2 separate regions of the Homo sapiens genome follow, and region 2 is linked to region 1. The links are chromatin loops, found by intact Hi-C in ENCODE. Cell type or tissue: A673. All regions are shown on one strand. Each heading gives the region's core, and the rest is flanking DNA. Links, peaks and the distances in the headings are about the cores only.

Region 1 (8,227 bases), core at 2,471-6,470:
ACCTACAGAAAAGCCTGGTTATCCTGAAAGTACATGCAATCCCAAAGATAGAACTTTAAAGAGAATAGATATGTGAATAATACATTGCAAATGAAGGTCAACTCCTAAATATCCAAATAGATTTTAATTCTGCTCAAGACAGATCAATAAAGCCAAATTTGATGATTTCAGGTATAGCTGATTTAGAGCTATTACCTTAAAACCAACTTGCTATTTCCTGTACCAATGAAAGATTGCATGACTTTTACAGTAAATGTTACTTAAAGAAAAAATTGCCCTTATAGTTCTTGGCCAAATATCTGGGGTCAGATGGAAAACCTTTGGAAGCTTAGCAATTTTGGCAGTTCCCCAGAGTTTAGTAGTATTAATGTTTTAGTTTCCTAATAACATTTTAAATTTCTTTAAATTCTCAAATAGATTATGTCATTTGAAAATATAGAATAATGTCAAAAAAGGAATATAATAACCTTGAGATTTTTAAATATTGATTTTGGAAGCTCTTCACACTTATATAATTTAATATAGTAATTGGTTGATTTGGGTTTTCTTTCCATTGTATTTAAATTCTTACAGGAATATTTTAACATAATAGGTTGCCAGCAGGAGCTTAAGTAGTAAAAATAAAGAATGGATGCCATTATAATAATTTTTGAGAAAATTTTCTCTATTTCTGTACTCAATAACTATTTATTTGTGCATTTATAGTTATATTCATCCCTGTGTCTTTACCTAGATTTGTTTACGGACTTCATACTCAAGTATAACTGGCTGCTGATACATTTTCACGGAAAGATCACCCTTGAGGCACTTCAAGCCCAACAGCTCCAAAATCAAATTTGTTATTTTTATACTTCGATTTTTCTTCCAAGTTCCTTAATTTGGTCAATGGTATCACCATCCATTATTTATTCAAACAAGAAACCTTTTAGTTATATTTAAATTTTCTTTTTCACCTTCCATATCCAATTAGTTACCAATTTTGATCCTGCTCTTTAATTTCTGAAATAATCTTTTTTTTTTTTTGCCATCTCCTTGTAACTGTTACTATAGCTTTCAAATTGGTCTCCTAGCCTATTCTCATTCCAAACTCACCCACTGAACCTGTCTTCTATTCTATCTTAGCCTAGGTCTTCCCCCAGAACAGATCCTGAGACAGGGCTCTCATGCTGGTTGCTTACTTTGGGAGGTGATCCTAAGGAACAAGAATGAGCTGCTGAGAAAAGTGAAACAAGCAAGGAGAGAGCAATGATCTGGATGCCTTATCAAGCTGGGTCCACCGGGGCAATTAGCACCCTGTCTTACTAAAGACTCCTGATGAGCTCTGTAGAATCTACCTCAGAATTGTACATCCGGGGGATGAAAACAGGGAGCATTTATCTACTAGCTTCCATTCTCCACTGTTCTAGAGTTTCTTAAAGGTGTTAACTCACATATTTTCAGGTTTAGTTGAACAGATGCCCACATGGGATTACACCAGAGAAATTCAACTGCAGAAAGCAAGATAGCAGGGCTAACTGCATGGGTGTTGATCTATGCCCTCACAGGCACCCACACTTTGAAGGTCCTAATGCTTGTTGCTCTTACTGTTTCAAAATTCATAATTATTTATGAACAAAAGAACTTGTGTTTTAATTTTCCACTGGACCCCTGCAAATTATGTAGCTGGCTTTGCCGGAGGCACAGAGTGGCCCTGAGGTGAGGGGCTTCCTGAAAGCAGTTGTCTCCCATATCAAAAGTTGCAGTAAAACAGTGAGCCAAGATAATGTGAAGTAAGACTTAAGAGGTATCCAGGACACATCCTGTGTCTTGCATCTATATCTGCGTGTCTGTGTTTCAAGACATGTGAGTCTGGGGCCTCTCTGCTTAGGGCAGTCCTTGAGGGCAACCATGTAGGCCATGATTCAGGCCTGGTGTGCTGGTTCCTCAGATTAAATGTGAGCGTGAGGTTATAAGCATTTCTGAATAAGCCTTCTCCTGTCTTCTCTGCACCTCCCTCCACCCCCAATTTTGAATTGAGGGGCTTATCCCTAAAATCAGCTGGGAAGATACTCCACCAACGTGGGGGAAGCACATATGGACGGGTAGGCCAGGAAGAACACCACTTTTGTTTGCCTGTTTCTTTTCTTAATGTGGTGATTGCTGTTCCAACCCAGAGCTTCGAGGAAGGAAGGGAAGCACATCCACAAAAAATGATTTAAGTAATTTACCGATATGTATGTCTTTTCTATAACATGTTTTTGCTATCTCTTATGTACCACTAAGGAATCTAAAGAAAAAGGTACAATTTGGGTGTATAATCTGAAATGCGCTATATTCAACTTGCTATTATATTTTTACTGGACAAATACTTTTGTCAGCTTTTAAATATCAAGGATCTGGGAGTGTTCTGATTGGTTCTAAGGTAAACTTTTGTTTTTGAGAAACAACAGAAGAAAAGGCTAGAAGCACAAAGTGAAAAGAATACATTTTATGAAAGAATAAAAAACACTGAAGTACTCCTATAAGATGTAGAAAATAGTCTCAAAAGGGCAGATCTAAGCATTATTGGCCTTAGGTAACAAATGCTTGTGAGGATGTGGTGAAAGGGAACTCTTGTACACTGTTGATGGGAATGTAAATTAGTACAACCACTATGGAGGACAGCTTGGAGCTTCCTCAAAAAACTAAAAATTGAGCTTCCATATGATTCAGCAGTTCCACTGCTGGGTATATACACAAAAGAAATGAAATCAGTTTGAAGAGAATCTGCACTCCCTATGTTTGTTGCAGTACTGGTTACAATAGCTGAGATTTAGAAGCAACCTAAGTGTCCATCAACCAAGGAATGGATACAGAAAATGTGGTACATATACACAATGGAGTACTATTCAGTCATAAAAAGAACGAGATCCAGTCATCATTATGTTAAGTGAAATTAGCAAGTCACTGAAAGACAAACATCTCATGTTCTCCCTTATTTGTGGGATCTTAAAAACAAAAAAATTGAACTCATGGACATAGAGAGTAGAAGGATGGTTAGTAGAGACTGGGAGGGTAGCGGGGACCCAGGGGCAGGTAGAGATGGTTAATGGGTACAAATAAAATAGTAGGAATAGAAGGAATGTAAAATAGTAGGAATAGAGGTAACAGTAGAAATAGAAGGAATGATTAAGACCTACTATTTGCTAGCACAATAGGATGACTATAGTCAATAATAACTTAATTGTACATTTTAAAATAAAGAGTGTAATTGGATTGTTTGTAACTCAGAAGATAGATGTTCAAGGGGATGGATACCCCATTCTCCATGATGTGCTTATTTCACGTTGCATTCCTGTATCAAAACATCTCATGTACCCCAAAATATATAGACCTACTATATATTCACAAATTTAAAAAATAGGAAAAAAATTTGAAATAATACATTTCATTTTTTTTCTTAGGTGACAATTGCCCCACAAGTTAAGGCATTGTCAAATAGTGTTTTTTATGGCTCAAAATCTGTAATGCAACACAGGGAGGGTTTCTAAGCTCTTCAATCAGAATTATCTAGCAAGCTAAATATGAATATGAACCCAGCCCAATATTTTGCTCATTGAATTGACAGTACTAGTTTTGGAATTTCAGTTGTAATTGAACTCTGAAGATAATCATTATCAATTTCTTTTCTCCCCACTCTACCCCCTTTTTCTTAGTATGAAACTATGAAGAAATGGGGATGACAAATGATAATTGTTTAGGACTATTTTTTTAATAGTCAAAAAAATAAATAAAACTATGTACATTTCATTGGATTATGGAAACAGTTACTGTTTAAGTGTTTCTTTTGTGAGTGTCTCTAGTTTACATGTATTCAATTTACAAGTAAATCATTGTGAAAAGAAAGTTGAAAGGATTTAATAAGATTTTGTTCATGTTAACATGTACAAATAATGTGTTTATATGCATATGCAGGGTACAAATGCATATGTTTATATGTGTATAAACACATAAATAAAAACAGGAATGATTCAAGCACAGGAATATGAAAGGCTATTATTGTTTTTGGGTGGTGTTTCTTCTCCAAAGAGGCAAATAGCTACATTCCACTGAACACCTGATTTTTCTTTGTGTCATTGTTGTAAATTAACTTGTTGTGATGATCTACATAAAAACTGATGACAAATTATTTTTGAAAAATGTGGACACATTCATCATGATCAGTTGTGATCAGCTGGAGTGAAGATATTCTTTGAAAATGAGGTGTTTTAAATTAAGATGCTTAAAAAGTACAAATAACAAAAGCCAACTGAGCAAAACCTCCAGCTTTTCAGACTTGGTATGTGAATGTGTCCATTTTTAATGAGGAAAATGAGGTCAGCATCAGTTGGGAACTTTCAGGAGAACACAGTGTACTGTACCAATTAGTGAGTCTTCTCAGGAGGCCGCAGTGACACAATTCTTTATCCTGCTGCCAGGTGGCGCTGTGCAGTAGTAGGTACAGTCTTGCACACTGCATAAAATGTCTGCTCCTGACATGGCAGTTTAATTGTATTACTAACCTGGTAACTGATTCTACTGGAAGTGTGAAAATAAACTTATTTTCCAAAGTTCCAAAATTCCAAATCATCTCTGTATAACTCTAGTTTAATCGGTCTAAATCCTCACTTTCGGTGGCAAGCTTCTGTGCTAGTGAATAAATCTTAAAAGACTAGATAAAAGACTCATGGTTTCCAAAAGCACTGTCTTTCATTATAACTGGTGCTTATGCCTTATAAACCCTCTGCTTTGAATTTAAATAAAGCAGTATTAAAATAAAACTCTTTTGTTGCAATAGAATGCTTTTTACTTTGGAAGAGTTAGACCAGAAGGAATTTAAAGGCAATGAATAGAAGAAATATCTTATAGCATTAGTTTAACATGTGTAAGCACACACTTTAATTTTTTTTAAGAAAAGACTTCTATTTAATTTTTTTTTCAAAAAATCTATTTTTGCCCATTTATTCCCCCAAGGATAGTTACAATCATTCTTAAAATGGTCAACTTTCTGTTTTTTTTTTTCTTTTGACGTGATGTAATTTGGTTCTTTTTCTTTGTTATGATAATGACCTGACTTCAAAATTACTCTTAAATCAATCTTCAGATAGGAAGTTCCCCAGCCCAATGCAGTTGGCATATATTAGATCCAAAATTATTTTAAATGTTTGATTTATTTGATTGCCATTACAAATTTAAATCCCCAAATTGTGTAAATGTATAAGGCAAATGTGCTCTTTGAGTGTGAAACACCTATCAGAAATATGATGTTTTGGGTTTTTAAGAGATGACATTTAAAAAATGTGAACGTTTTTGCAATCTATGTGAAACAGGACAGTTTTTCCTGTTGTCAACCGTATCTTTTCATGTTACAGAGTCATCTAGGCATTACAATGGTTAACAAAACAGGTGAATTTATAGATGTATCTTGATTGTATTGGTATTTATAAAGTCCCACGGTTTATAGAAAAAATTTCCAGAGAGAGGGGGCCATATTTAGCTGTAATTATTAAGTTTTTCATGCAAAATTTATTATGGCACTATGAGGAACTCGGAGTAGTATGAATGTGTGAATCAGTTTCATAGTGTTTGAAAGGAGAAATATTTTTATTGAATGTTAATTGGTGGGGACATATTTCTTAGAGTGGTTCTTATTGAATATCCATAATATGGTGGGGGTAGTTGAAATCAACTACCAGTTGGGCAAGAGTTGTGGCTTCAAGGAGATTTTACTTTAATTGATGACAGAAAATTCTATTTTGAAGGGAGTGTCATAGAAATAAAAGATGCTTATTAAAGAGTTACTGGGAGCAGTATAAATATTTTACAATAAAATGGAAGCTTAGCAAAGTACTGACATATCCCTATAATATGCTACTTTAACATCATGTTTTTAAGAATATATAATGGTATGGATAAATGCTCACCATTTATAATTGCAAAAAAAAGGTAGGCTATAAAAGGGCATATAATCTTTCTCCCTAACAACACACACATACGATAAACCCAATTTCATATTAAATAACAATAAAATATACATTAAAAAGATTTAAATATTTTCATCAAAATGTTAAAAGCAATTTTTTTTCTGGGTAGTAGGATTTTGAATGACTTTTTTTCTTCACATTTTGTGCTCTGGAAAATTTTCTTCACTACATGTATTATTTTTAAGTTATGAAAAATGCATTTTCTTTTTAAAAAGTAACAAAAATTATAGTATTATGTTCAGAAGTGCAAGATTTTGCACTTTTGCAACAGTTTGCAACATGCAAACATTTTATTGTCAATATATTTTATGAAACTGATAAAAAAATCTGGTTCTTTGCAATGCTGATATGTAATCTCCTCATTACCCTGAACCTGGGCTAAATTTTTACTCTGCGATATCTAACGGGCACTATTTTATATATTCATACCTTTTTAAAGATCTTTAGTTGCAATACATTTTGGATGTCTTGATAAGTAAATTTCTTTTATGTAGTTTTAAACACAAGCTTAATTTTGCCTTTCCACTGATTCATAATATATAGGCGAGGAGAGACAAAAAGTGGCATGAATAAATGTGCCTAAGGAAATCCTATTAAATGCTGGTTTCTAGGCTTCATTTTGTACTAATTGGCATCATTTTTCGAGCACTCACTGTGTGCCTGGCATTGTGCTAAGAGCATTTTAAAATACTTTATTTCATTCCCATGTTAACTCATGTTTGAGTTCATATTGTTCATATTGTTATTTCTATTTTATAGGCAAGTAATTGGGTCTTGGAAAGCTAATGGTTTACCAGAGGTCACAGAATCTGAGACTCTTTTTAGACTTAAAAATCTATGCTTTCTAATTGTAAATTAATCAGTTGTTTTACCACATAAATTACTTTCTAGGATTTAATTATTTTCTCATATTTAAAGTATAGGACTTGGATGAGGTTGCGGGGGTAAGAGGGTGGTGCTAAAACTCTTCCTAATAAGAGCTACTTTAAATTTTTCCAAAATTTTATGTTTGTATTTGGGGCTAAACCAAGTGTACTGATTAACAAGTTGTTGAGAGTGAAAAAAGCTTGGAAATTGAACAGATAGGTATACTTTTTACATTGTTAGTAGATAGGAAGTGACTGTCTAAGATCTCTGGATCCTCTAGGGAACTTTCAGACAATACTAGTTAGTGATTCTCATGTACCTTTTACTGGCCAAAATATATGTTAGTTAGCCTTCTGTTTTTTTAAAAAATGTTTGAGGTCTGTTTTAAAGAGTGTCTGTAAGAAGGATATAGCAGTAATAAGAGGGATTAGTTACAAGTAGGTAAGGGCAGAATTATTTATTTGTTACAAAAAGTCCAATAACGTTTAAAGGCAATGATTGTCAGGTTAGAAAACAATTCATCATAGTGAAAAAAGTAATGCAATGAAAGGAGAAATAATAGAATCTCATAATGGGAGAATAGACTCTATATTTGAAAATATTTTGCTGAGAGCACCCTGATACCAGGAACAGATGAAGTGAGTGACCTCACAGGGCTTTTCTAATTTCTGTGATTCCGTAACGGAGCACTCTGAAGGTACCTTGCTTATGACATTTCTGGATTTACATTTTACCACATAATGAACTGCTGAATGATTTTGGTTGAAACAGTTTCCATATTATTGGACGAGTCACCTCATTATTGAATGGAACAACTTCACAAAGATTAAAACTGGAACTTGACTATAATGATTTTCTAAGTTCATTTTATAATCAGTGATGCAATGCTTCATATTCATATTCATAAATATAAAAGGTTTTGGGGACTCTACATGTCAATATCATATGCCATTAAACTTATGCAATTTATTTTTATAAAATACAAAAAATGACCAGAATGATATGGAAACTATAGAGTGCATATTTCCTTTTTATTAGTACTTTTTTCCTCCCATCTCATACAGCGCCCAATTTAGGGCAAAGACAAAACGAAAGTGTATCTTGAATATGCATCACAGGTTCCAAAAATGAAAAGAAATTGGATTTGGATAGCACTTACTCAATAGACAGATATGATACATGGTAAGAAGGTGCACTGTCTGCCCTGTGATAGATTAAACTACTTTGTAGGAAAATTACTGTGAGCCAGTCACCACCACCACCGTGGCTAAATCTTTAATAAAATTCTCTTCCATATTCAGGAGTGAGGTATGAAGTACACAATAAGCAAAGTGAAGTAGAGTGCCATTTATCAAACACCGACCAGGTCTGTAATCTTC
Region 2 (8,227 bases), core at 2,718-6,717, 200 kb after region 1:
ATGTTTATTTCAGATTTCATTTTAATAGAAAAATAGAAAGATAAAAATAGAAAGCTAACAAAATTTGTTAATCTTAAAATTTATTGTTACATTAATGTATTGAATACCACTGTTGTGAAAAATTAATATTTTCCAAAAATGTTTAGTGACTTCTAAAGGTTTTTTATGTTGTTAAGGAAAAAAACATGTTTGAAAGTATGTTTACATTACAAATTCACCATTAAAAATCTCACATAAAACTCTGTATATCAAATATATCATCTTTTCACTATACTTACATGAAAGTATATGTGTACATACATATATATATAAAATATGTACACACATGTAAATATACACAAATATATGTTAATAGTTCTTTCCGAATTTCAGCGTATTTGGATATGTGTAGACAGAGATTTATCTGCTTTCTGAAATTTTGAAGAAACATAATGGTGAAACCATAGGACTATGAAAGTTTTACCAAATTGGGATGAAATTATTTTATAGCTTTGTTAATTTCTCCTGACCAATTCAGCTTTCTATTTTGTTTCCCCCCTTAATTTGGATACTTTGTATTTGCCCAGAACATAAATTTTATATCAAGATTTTAAAATTTTTTTATTCATTCACTCAACAAATATTTACTGAGCATCTACCATGTACAGTAAGAAAAACAGAAAAATCACTGCTCACTTACACCTATTCTTATTGAGGGAGGGAAAAAGATAATAAACAAGATAAATAAGTAAAACATAGGTTATATTTGTTTGTTTTTTTTGTTTTCTTTTTGTTTTTTTTTTGTTTTTTGTGTGTGTGTTTTTAGTAGAGACAAGGTTTCACCGTGTTAGCCAGGACAGTCTCGATCTCCTGACCTCGTGATCCCCCCGCCTCAGCCTCCCAAAGTGCTGGGATTACAGGCATGAGCCACCGCGCCCGGCCAAAACATAGGCTATATTAGATAGTCATAAGGAGCAAGAAAAAAAATTAAACTGGGAAGGGGGATAGAAAGTGTCAGGTGTGTATGTGCATGCATGTGTGCAATTTTAAATAGGGTAGTCAAGGAAGGTCTCACTGAGGAGGTGACATTGGAAAAAGACTTAAAGGAGTGAATTTGCTGATGTCCAGAGAAAGAATTTTAGGTAGGAGGAAAATCAAGTGCAAATGCAAGTATATGCCTGGCATATGCAAGGAAAAGCAAAGAGACCAGTATGGGTGGACTGGATAAGGGGGAATGGGGGAGATACGTTCAAAGATTTATTAGCAGAGATTTTGCTTTCTTTATATGTTTTTAATTTCTAGTGTTGTTTGACTTTTCACTTTTTCTTGATTATAATTAAGGGATTTTTTAATGTTTTAAAGCATAGCTTTATTTTTTAAAAATGGTTGTGTGTTTTTAAAATTTCTCTTTCTATTTTCTTTCTTTTCCCTTGTTTTCCATTGACTTTTAAAATTATTTGGCTAACTTCTCAAATTAACTTCATTTACTTTTGTTCCTTTTCTTTTAATAGTGAAATGATTAATTAGAGTTTATATTTTGCTTTGAAAAGAATTGTGATTGAATCATAATTTTTACATTTAGTGTTCTCTTTCTTGTTTTTTTAAATTACTTTGCAAGTTATTTTTAAGTATGAGCTTTTCTGCTTATACAACAATATGTTCATGCTAGAAACAGAAGAAAATCTTCAAAGGAGATGGAAGAAAATAAATCATGAGTTTACTCACATATGAATATATTCATTTATATATATAAATACCATATTTTTACTTAAAATTAAGATAATACTTTATAGTTTTTAAATGGACTTATTCCATATTGGGCTGAAAAAGTTTTAGACATTGTAATTAACTTTTTACTGAGGAAATGTATTTTTGTATTTTGTAATAGAAATATTAAAGCCATAACAGAACATGTAATAAATGTAAATTCCCCCTGCGTCCTACATTGCCAGAATTCTCCACTTGCCCTAGCTAAAGACAATCACTGTTACTAGTTTGCTATGTGTCTTTGCAGAGGTATTCTATCACAAGAAGTAGCATGTTGTTTTCTTTTCTTTATGGTCAGAATATCTCCTCTGTTTCTTGTGCCACTTGTAGCTATATTTGTGAGCCATTGTTTTACTAAATCTAATTCAGTTAGGTTTTAAGTCGATGGAGATTCTATCCAGATTTGGCAGTGGCTGTTGATTCTTGTTTCTAGTATTTATTTTCATTTTGAATTTTTCTGTTTTGCCTTAGGTATTTTACTGATGAATTTGGAAGCCTGAATTAAGGACTAATTTATTCAAAACACTACTTCTCAGGAGAGTTTTATATTTTTTCTTCCTTTTATTTGTTTCTCTTTTCTGTTTTTTTATATCAAATAATTTTTCTTTTATAACTTATATTTTTCTTGTAAGCCACTATAAGTTCCTTTTGGAAAGACATGGTCTACAAATCAATCTATATAATATTTTATTATTGAACTATAAAAGAATTACTGTCCCTAGATGTCCATCATCAAGAAACTGGAAATATAGGCTGGGCGCGGTGGCTCATCCTTGTAATCCCAGCACTTTGGGAGGCTGAGGTGGATGGATCACTTGAGGTCAGGAGTTCAAGACCAGCTGGCCAACATGGTGAAACTCCATCTCTATTAAAAATAGAAAATTAGCCGAGTGTGGTGGCGCGTGCCTATAATCCCAGCTACTCGGGAAGCTGAGGCAGGAGAATCGCTTGAACCTGGGAGGCAGAGGTTGCAGTGAGCCGAGATCGCACCACTGCACTCCAGCCTGGGTGACAGAGCGAGACTCTGTCTCAAAAATAAATAAATAAATAAATAAATAAATAAATAAATAAATAAATAAATAAAATAAAATAAAAAAGAGAAATTGGAAAAACAAGCCTTGGTACAAATGCTGTACTAACTGTTAAAAATATATTTTAATTGACTTGGAAAGATGTTTGTGAATTTTTTCTGAGAGAAAGAGCAGGTCACATAGTACTGTGCATATTGACATGATTTTAATATAGGACTGTTTATGTCCATCTGTCTATCCGCGGAGGCGGGCGGATCACGAGGCCCCTTCCATATATGCCCATATTTATATATGTCTATAAAGAGGTCTGGAAGGGAATTTGGCAAACAGTGACAATCTCTGGGTGGTATACATCTTGTATGAATTTTATAATCTCTCATTTATACTTCTATTGGTTGTCTGAATTTTCCATATATACCTAAATAATTTTATCAAAAAACTTTTATGTTTCTAAAGGATATATGGCAAATTTCTTTAAATAATTATTTTGCTCAGAATGCCACAGTTTAAAAGGCTACTTGTTAACCTACAGTTAACATATTTTTTCAAACTTCACCTGTATTTACCTCTAATTTAAAACCAACGAAAGGTAACAACACATTGGCATTTTGAATATTATTCAATAGGTTGCGATTTCTGTTTACAGAGAATGCACAGTACTTTGAAACCAATTTTATATGTTGCTTTTAATGATGAATGGACAATTTTATCCTAATTTCTTGTCAGTTGGTATTTTAGAAACATTTCTAAACAAAGCTCCCTGAGGAACATGGAAATCATACTTTCCTTTTTTAGTTAAGTTATATCTTTAAAAACTATCAAGTAGAGTCTCTACATTAAATAAGCTTTGCAGTTTGTTCGTAATGCACATGTTTGCTCTGCAGTTTCAGGAACAGGAGTATCAGAAAGCTTCTGTGTAGAAGCTGGTTATTTAATATCCAGGCTCAGTTTACCAGGACCTTTATTTCATTACAAGAACTCTTCTATAATGATAAGCTACTTGTAACATCAAAGCACAAGAGACATTATCTCTTCCTCCCCATAGCCCATGATCTAAAAGCTTGTCTTTTTATCTTTGTTTGAAAGAGAAAACATGTATTTCAAAAAAGCCTCAGCAGATTGTGGACATGGCATAAGTAGGCTCTGGGCATAGTCTAATTTTTTTTCCCCTTTTTCTGTGTGTTTTGTCTTATGTTTCAGTATTATGCTTTTTCGGCTTTTTTGGGGGGAATAAGATAAAGGAATTTTGTTTTAAACTAATTGTGAGAAGGAAAATGCCTTCTAACTGGTATATATATATATATATATATATATATATATGCACACTTATATATGTTATATGTATATAACATAGTCACTTTTCAACCAAAATTACTTGTTGAGTCTCTTAGAAAATAAGGGAAGTGGCTGGGCATGGTGGCTCATGCCTGTAATCACAGCACTTTTGGAGGCTGAGGTTGGTGGATCATTTGAGGTCAGGAGTTCGACACCAGCCTGACCAACATGGTGAAACCCCATCTCTACTAAAAATACAAAAAAAGTTAGCTGGGCGTGGTGGTGCATCCCTGTAGTCCCAGCTACTCGGGAGGCTGAGGCAGGAGAATCTCTTGAACCTGGGAGGCAGAGGTCGCAGTGAGCTGAGATTGCACCACTGCACTCTAGCCTGGGCTACAGAGCGAGACTCTGTCTCAAAAAAAAAAAAAAAAAAAGCGTTTTTGTAGACTTTTTTTTTTTTTAGACTTTAGGGAAAGTTTTAGGAGTCTAAAATTTGAACACTTACAATAGAGCTAGAAAACTAGAAGCCCCTGAATGATGAAGTGGAATGTCAGTATACCTGCCGGCTTTTGATTCTCTATCAAATACACGATATTGGGGGCAAAACAAAGATGGATATGATACACAGATGAAACCCAGGGAAAAGAAACTTTTCTAAATAAATTATCCAAATGTTTGCTTTTCATTTGACCTGAGCTGTACCTCTCAATATCATATATGTAGGGACTTTGGTTAATCATGTTATTTCTATTTGCACAGGGACACACAATCATTAACAGTTTGTAAATGCTTTTGATGATAATTTCACATGGCTGCATGAGAAAAAAATGTTAACATTCTGTCTTGGACTGTGTGAATGCCTCTAATTTTTTATGTGAAAAATTACAAACACCAATATTTGCTTTGTTGGTTTATAATCATTAGAAACAGAGATAAATTAATGGAAGATATATTTTTGGTGATTAGAGGAACAGACATGAAGTAAATCTGGTTCTTGAAATTATACTCTTTTGCTTGTTAAGTAAAATACTGAATGTCAGTTAGAAGGGTAATATTGACATTTAGTATTTTACTTAACAAGCAAAAGCATATGATTTCAAGAACCAGGTTTACTTCACTTCTGCTGGAATGTTCCCAAACATTCCAGACTGTTCTGACATGAGGTCACCATCATGGTTAGTCAGCAGGGTGAGATGCTGGTGTCATGAGGGTAGACTAAGGTTTTATAATTCATTCAGAAAGACATTTGGATGACCAGGCTATACCACACTGGGTCTCTCCTCCCAGGCAAGAAAAATGAAGTTTCTTGTCATTTTCTTATCTATCTGGTGCTCATTCTTGTATTTGTCCACTTAAAAATATTTATTTGCTCTCCCACCATGTGCCAGACCCTATGCTGTATATGCAATAAAATGAGACTAAGACCCCTACCATTAAATAGCTTACAATATTTCAGAGGAGACAGTGATAGAAGCAGTTACAAAACAATAAATCAATTAGGGAATGCAATGAGAACACAATAAATCAAACAGACAATGCTATAAGAAGAGGGCACACACAGTACTTTCCTGAAGGTACTGGGGTGGCTTCTCAGAGGAGCTAAAGTCTGGCATTTGACAGGAAGAGAAGTTGGGCAAAGCCAATCTTGACAGAAGAATGTCATGTTTAAAGGCACTGAGGTATTCAGGATACCAGGCAAAGGTGCACATGGAGGAAGGGTAGGAGATGAGACTGTCCAGATAGACGCCACTTCCCACATGCAAAGTTTTGGAGTTAGAATGTTATATTATAGCTAAAAATGTACATATATTCAAATTATATTAAAGTTACAATTCAAAGATGGGTAACACGTGAACAATAATCAGATTTGCAATTTTGAGTGACCAACCAGATAGTATTGTGTTGATTTGGAATGATGTGAGACTGGAAATAAGGAAATCCTTTAGGCAGTGCTTTGGAAGTACAGCTTAACTATTTATGAATTACTCCTTCTAAACTCCTGCCTTTTCCTCATATACTCCTGGTAGATACAGGATAGATATAGATTTTAGTAAGACGGAAAATTGGGGAAAAAAAGTATTCATTGAAACAACTTGTTACTGTGCTGTCTCATGAAAGTCTTATAGGAGGCCAAAGTTTGCTTAACTGTATAAACATGAAGCAGGAAGTCTTTCATAACGTATTTTAAACTTGAGTGAAATATATGCAAATGCATCAATATAATTCAAAGAAGAAGGTTTTAAACGCTGGAGAATAAATTCAAACCACCAACTAATATTGGAATACAGATATGAATCTCCTGGCTCAAAACCAAAGAGTGCTTAAAGGAGAAGGTGACAATTATATATTGAAGAAGAGAATTGCTTCAATAGGTATTTGACTGTATGGAAAAGGATAAGGAAAGATATTGGAGACATTTGGTAACTGAATAGTTTGGATGATCTCAGTATGTATGGGGAAGTATTTGATTCTGGACTCCAGAGTCACATGGGCAATTTTCATGATATTTGAATGTGTCACCAAAGATGACAGTTTTTTTTAAATGTATATATAGACAATGTGGAAACACTGAAAGTTTTTAAGGGAAGAATTGACTAGTTCAAACTTATAGAGTAGGAAGACAGCTGTGACAGCAATGTGTGGGGAAATTGTATGTAGGAGATACTGGAAGCAAGAGAATGTTAGAATATCGCAATAATCTCAGCAAGAAAAATGAAATGTTGAACATAAATTTTCCTGACATAAGCTGACTGAAATGCCAGCTACTAGATTAATAGAAAGGTTTAGTATGGCAAATATAAGTGTCTCTTTTCAGGTACTCTGTTTCCACCACAGAAAGTAGACATTAAAGCCATATGTGTATGGGTGCCCTGACAATAATTTGCTCAAAATTTTACTTTCAACCAATCTTCACTGCATCAATTTTTTTAAAAAAGCTATTATGTCAAATGAATACTTTTCTCAGTGGTCCAGTGAGCTTGGGTTGTAGTTAGCAAAGTCTAAGTTCTAAGCTTATAGCACCTGACAATACAAAATACTTTTCTTTTAAAGAATTTCTGTGATGATTTTTGCTTAAAATTTGTTTGACTTCACCTGTTTTCTCAGCCAGTATTGTGTCATTTTGTAGAAAGGACATTTAACCTAGTGGCCCACTGAGGCCTTCTGCCATGGACCTGCTGTGCGTACTTTGCTAAAATGGCTGCAGGGCTTAGACCTTGTCTAGGTCTGTTTGTCCATCTTCACAATGAAGATGTTGGATGAAAACATCACTAAGCCTCATGTGAACCTTACAGTCTTGAAAATCTATGTTTATCCAGTAGAACCAAACAAAAGTAAAACTTAAATTCTGCATTAAGATATACAAGCAATCAAACAACTGGTCTACTCATTTTGACTGTCTTAAAGTATCTGAAAAAAATTTATTAAGCCTGAAAGTTAATAACTATTGGGTTGCCACCTCCTCTGATGTTCTAAAACATTTTTTGTGTGTGTATAAATTTTAGTGTTCTAAATCCTTTGATCTCTCTATTGTATGTTCTCAAGCTTCCCTCCAGTCCTAGAGCAACTTGCTGTGAGTTATGAGCTGGGAGAGGTGATTAGGAGATAATATATAAACAATTAGAAGACAAGATGTCACTGATGTTGCTATTATGAAGAAAACACACACAAATGTTTTTTTGAGAGGTTAGAAGACCCCTGTCCAGCAGCAAAGCTTTCGTATGTAGGCTGTGTGTGTGAATGTTTGCTACAATGAGACTCTGCCTCTAGCCTGCTAAGTGATTAGGATAGTATCATGGTGGAAGATCACTCATGTTTATTTATGACTGAATGATTTTATTGAGGATGGCGTAGAAACCCCTTACCGCCGCATGCACTTTCCTACTGCCACGTTGCCACCAAATATGGGTTAAGGGCATTAGAAAAGAAATCCCACATGCAGCCGGGCATGGTGGCTCACGCCAGTAATCCCAACACTTTGGGAGGCCGATGCAGGCGGATCACGAGGTCAAGAGATCGAGACCATCCTGGCTAACACAGTGAAACCTCGTCTCTACTAAAAATACAAAAAATTAGCCGGGTGTGGTGGCGGGCGCCTGTAGTCCCAGCTACTCAGAGGCTGAGCCGGGAGAATGACGTGAACCCGGGAGGCAGAGCTTGCAGTGAGCCGAGATGGC

Evidence for each region. Hi-C counts contacts between places; a loop is a spot of excess contacts. Peaks named below come from ENCODE experiments on the same cell type or tissue, not always from the same donor. Only the 100,000 strongest peaks of a DNase experiment are listed, where the experiment ranks them.
Region 2: it touches region 1 in a loop (2.7-fold over the local background); 1 of 110 quality-filtered maps calls a loop at or near these places.

What each region holds. Positions count from the first base shown.
Region 1 is chr6:97,493,488-97,501,714 of GRCh38, forward strand. The region is part of intron 1 of LOC101927314 (a long non-coding RNA gene); the gene reads left to right. Among named protein-coding and RNA genes, the nearest start is that of MMS22L, 210 kb to the left of the region's middle. In A673, for the core only: a CTCF peak has its summit at 4,432; DNase peaks (open chromatin) are centred at 4,444 and 5,064; H3K27ac peaks cover 1,489 bases.
Region 2 is chr6:97,692,428-97,700,654 of GRCh38, forward strand. All of the region lies in intron 3 of LOC101927314 (a long non-coding RNA gene), which reads left to right. Among named protein-coding and RNA genes, the nearest start is that of MIR2113, 330 kb to the right of the region's middle. In A673, for the core only: no CTCF peak of the experiment used is centred there; no DNase peak of the experiment used is centred there.